Regions from separate parts of the Homo sapiens genome. Here region 1 is linked to region 2. A link is a loop called in an ENCODE intact Hi-C map of the cell type or tissue named here. Cell type or tissue: heart left ventricle. All regions are shown on one strand.

Region 1 (2,500 bases), 270 kb before region 2:
AGCATAGTGCTTGGCTCTTAGGAAGGACCCAATAAATGATAGCTATTCTTACTAATATTATTTTTGTTATAAGTTTTTATATGGTCCAAGGTCTATGTACTTTGAAAGTAAAGATGTTGTTGGAGGTCAATGAGTCCCTTAATTCAGGGATTTACATTTTGAGCTCAATGCAAAGTGCGTGGAATCTGATAGCACACTGTAGATAATATTAATATGAAGACTCATGCAGAGGCACTCACATAATATGTATAATTAACTCTGCTATAACAAGATATATGCATTTGTAAAAATCATCATGCTAGGCAAAGCACCACAGGTATCATGAGAGATGGGGTATGGCAGTGGTTCTCAACCACTCACAATCCTCCATGACTTTCTCTCTCTCCTCAGGCTATATTTGGCAATGTCTATAATCACTTTGGGGTGCTACACTGGGGAGTAGAGGAATCAGGGCTACTAGCATCTAGTGGATAGATGCCGGCCAGGGTGGTTGCTAAACATCCTACAATGCACAGGACAGCCCCACCCCGCTCCTCCAGCAAAGAATTATCCAGCCGAAAATATCAGCATTGCTGAGGTTGAGAGACCCTAGGTTTGAGGGCACAAAACTCAAAAACTTGTCAATGACACATCAAAAAACAAAACAGGCCGGGTGCGGTGGCTCACGCCTGTAATCCCAGCGCTTCGGGAGGCCGAGGTGGGCAGATCACGAAGTCAGGAGATCGAGACCGTCCTGGCTAACACGGTGAAAACCTGTCTCTACTGAAAAAAAATACAAAAAATTAGTCGGGCGTGGTTGCAGGAGCCTATAGTCCCAGCTACTCGGGAGGATGAGGCAGGAGAATGGCGTGAACCCGGGAGGCGGAGCTTGCAGTGAGCCAAGATCGCGCCACTGCACTCCAGCCTGGACGACAGAGTGAGACGGATAAATAAATAAATAAATAAATAAATAACAAAACAAATAGGAATTAACAACAACAACAAAAAATGGTAGCACAGTTTAACCCATGTTAAATGGTTAAGACATGCATAGATACAATAAATATTGCACTTTTCCTTGTCAAAGACTTGGAATCTGCCTGTGGAAGTCAAAGTGGAAAGGGTTGCTGCTTTTGAGCTATTGTGAAGTGGTGGGAGGGGGTTATGTAGAATCAGAAAGAAAGTTGCAGCACCGGATGTGCATGGTGTGGCTCATGACAACGTGGTGGACTGAGATAGATGACAGATGGTGGAGGTGTATGCATTTTGTGTATTCCTATCAGGTGCAGTTCAGCTGGGTACAGTTTTCTGCATTCATCTAGTGTTTCTAGGGGATGAAATTGTGTATAAGCAAACGTGAAATCCAGTTATGTTCAAATTGTTCCCTAATATATCAATACCGTTGGAACAAATTCATGATTTCAAAACAAGTCTTATAGCAGAACTGACTTTACGTACTTAATTGCACTGAATGGACTGGACGAAAACTGTAATCTACAGCACCAGTGATTCTTAAAAGTATAGCAGACGTTATTAGCAAAGAGATTTTTAACCCATAGAAATTACCAAACAGAAATGTTTTAGGGAAATAAGTAGGGCCCCCTTTACACAAACTCTTTCACATGCCACTGTCACAAGACTTTTCCATGACCTGGCAAGTGGCTCATACTATTAATAACAAAGTCTACTTAAAATCTTGTATAATGCTGAAACAGTTAAGGGCAAATTATATGATACGTAACATTTGCTTCAAAATAATCTGGGTTTGGACAGTACGTGGGAGGTGCTAATAGGAAACAAGATTGGCCATGAGTTGAATGAAATTAGGAAATGAAAACATAAGGCTTGGTTATCATCTTCTCCCTACTTTTGAATAATAAATAGAAAAAGAAGAGTAATCCATTTAAAAATCATGTATAAGCAGTGGATTTGCAAGCAGGTTCGTATAAATACTGATTTTAAAATAGAGATGCCATTTTTGAACGTACGGTTTGTGTGTTGCCACTGTAATGAAATATCATGCTAAAGACATGGGCTGGGCTGAAAGTATTTAAAGCATGCTTACTTTCTTCAGGTTCCAAAAGATGGGCTATGCTGAGTAGAGCATGATGTTTAACAAAGGCAGTTGTCAAAGGCAAAAAATTAACATTCAAGTCACGGTCAGTGACAAGACAAAATACTTGGAGTGGAGTTTCACCGAGCTGAGAATATAAGAAGCCCTAACAGGGGAGGTGAGACTGAGTCAGGACGTATGTTGATTCTCTCCGTGGGAAACTTGACTAAGCAGAGAATCCCTGGTTATGAGCATGGATGAGCGTTAGAGCTTGACCTTGCCAGGGAGGCCTGGTTTCACTAAGTGGCCTTGGGCACTAATCTAATCACTGTGAGAAATTTTATTTCCCTTCAGGTTTGTGAAAACTGGATTCTCCTTGTAATGAAAAAAAAGTGAGATGTAAAGAAACAACAAAATGGATGCTTGTGATAATAAAGACATAAATTGGAATAAACTCGCAAAAACTCC
Region 2 (2,500 bases):
CTGCAGAGGCTTCATCCTCAAACCATCCTATCAAAGAAATAACTGCAGGATACTCAGCCTCACGGTAGAACTCATTGTGACTACAAACCCTGTTTTATATACCTAATCACATTGTCCATAGAAAAAGCAGGAAGCCAGCCAGGTGAGGTGGCTCACGCCTATAATCCCAGCACTTTGGGAGGCCGAGGCGGGCAGATGACAAGGTCAGGAGTTCAAGACCAGCCTGGCCAACATGGTAAAACCCTGTCTCTACTAAAAGTACAAAAATTAGATGTGCGTGGTGGCAGGCGCCTGTAATCCCAGTTACTCGGGAGGCTGAGGCAGGAGAATTGCTTGAACCCAGGAGGTGGAGATTGCAGTGAGCCAAGATGGTGCCACTGCACTCTAGCCTGGGTGACAGAGCAAGACTCTGTCTCGGAAAAAAAAAAAAAAAAGCAGGAAGCCAATCAGAGAAGCAAAATTATTTCCTTCGTTTTGTTCTGTGTGAGATAGGGTCTCGTTCTATTGCCCAGGCTGGAGTGCAGTTCTGCAATCATAGCTCACTGAAGCCTTGAACTCCTGGCCTCTCACATGATCCTCTCTCCTCGGCCTCCCAAAGCACTGGGATTACAGGCATGAGCCACCACACCTGGCCATAATTCATAGATAGATATGAATGGGTATGATATTTCACACTTGAGAGAAATAAGGGAGGTGGGAAAAAATCATTCTTTGAACAATTGCTACTTGTCAAGCTTTAAATGCATTGTAAAATTAAATCCAAATAAGAACTCTGGGTGTGGCAAGGCAGTCTACTTCCATATTACAGAGCTATGAGGCAATTTGCTCGAGGCCACTCAGCTAGTAACAGCTGAGCTGGGATCCGAACCCAAGTCTGTTTTTCTCACCACTTCAACCACCAAATGCCCATATATCACTTGAAATAACTGGGGGAATTCATTTTCTAATTTAGATTCATATTGATGCATATTATATGATGTTTCTTATCTTGTGAACAAGGCTTATTTCTATAGCGTTTTCTTAACATCCCAGAAAGTAAAATTTTTCTCCAAAAGAGACTCTGAGAATTTTAATATTTTGCTTACTCAAAAAGGCAGATTACATTCTGCATTCAAAACAAAATAGCTCCCCCTACAGTTTTTGCTCTATTCTCATCCTCGGCTTTGGCAAACAACACAGAGAACCCCTAGGTCAGATACCAGAAGGCAGAGCTGTGCACTTGCCCCTTATTGATGGGAATAATTATTGGTCCATCTGCTTAGAGAGGATCAGCGTTGCTACTCAGGACAAGGAGGCAGCCCTTTAACATTTCCTCACTTTCTTAAGTGTCGGCAACAATTAGCAGAATAACTCTGTAGTTGCTAAGAGTCTCGTGTTGATTTTGACAGGCTCCAGGCTGGAGTAAAAATGTGCTTTCTGGAGGCCAAATTCCCTTCCAACTTCCAGTGCATAGCTGGCAAAGGCAGACACTGTCAGCTATTCAAGTGCCGAGATTCCTCTGTGATGTCATGAGTCCCAGCTTGGCCCAGAGCCCACTGCCTCCCGGTAACTGGTTGGAAACTTGCAAAGCTGTGCGTCAGCATCACGTTAGGAACATGGCACCTACGTGCTCTCCCATGGGTCTGCAACGAGGGAACACCACTGATGATGCAAGGACTGCTGGGAACTTCACTATAGTTCTGGGTGCTCAGTGGCCCTGGGGACGTCAATAATTTGAACTGGCCTAACGTCATTTACTCTCACTATCCCTTAGAAAAATCAGCTGTCTCTGCCTCTTTTGGATTTGGTTCTTTCTCCTAGGTAATTTCCCAAGGAATTTTTAGGTGGAGGGAGGTGGAAGACCCTTCATGTAGTCCATGCAAGACCTACCTAAGTGGACAAATGAAGGAAGATGGATAATAATCAGCCACCTATTGATAATGTTAAGAAAAATTAAATTAGCAAATGGAGCTAGAAAGTACCCTGAAAACTTTAAAGGATATAGAAATAATAATTAACATGTGATGAGCTCTTAACATGGGCTAACGACTGTGTTAACAACTTTACATGTAATATTTCTTTTAATCCTCAAACCAGGCTTATAAAGTTCATTCTATTAATAGACCCATTTTGCAGAAGAGAAAACTGAGTTGGAGAAGTTAAATATTAAAAAGATGTCAAATTGCACAGCAGAAAATTAACTCTATATCTGTATGACTCTAAAGCTCATGTTCTTAACACTGGATAGCACTGCTTCCCCAAAACAGAAGTGCAAGTTAAGTAGCAATTTATAGTGGAAAGTATAATCAGATACTAGGAATGATACTCAGATCCTGAGAAAACTGAGATTTTAAAACATGAGCATGCTTTCTCAGTAAAGTTGCCCTTTGCACCCGTAAAGTGCCTCTTACCTCGATGACTGAACATGACAATTAGTGTGTATAGAATGATTTGTGACTTTTTAAGAATTTCCATATGTGCCATTTTATTGAATCCTCCCAGTAATCCTATAAGAAACACA

What was found. Hi-C counts contacts between places; a loop is a spot of excess contacts. Peaks named below come from ENCODE experiments on the same cell type or tissue, not always from the same donor. Only the 100,000 strongest peaks of a DNase experiment are listed, where the experiment ranks them.
Region 1: it touches region 2 in a loop (2.4-fold over the local background); 13 of 110 quality-filtered maps call a loop at or near these places.

The regions. Positions count from the first base shown.
Region 1 is chr3:64,903,967-64,906,466 of GRCh38, forward strand. All of the region lies in intron 4 of ADAMTS9-AS2 (ADAMTS9 antisense RNA 2), which reads left to right. All of the region lies in intron 2 of LOC105377124 (a long non-coding RNA gene), which reads right to left. Among named protein-coding and RNA genes, the nearest start is that of ADAMTS9, 220 kb to the left of the region's middle. In heart left ventricle, no CTCF peak of the experiment used is centred here; no DNase peak of the experiment used is centred here; H3K27ac peaks cover 448 bases.
Region 2 is chr3:65,169,340-65,171,839 of GRCh38, forward strand. The region is part of intron 1 of LOC105377127 (a long non-coding RNA gene); the gene reads right to left. Among named protein-coding and RNA genes, the nearest start is that of LINC02040, 4.3 kb to the right of the region's middle. In heart left ventricle, a CTCF peak has its summit at 1,141; a DNase peak (open chromatin) is centred at 1,542; H3K27ac peaks cover 1,941 bases.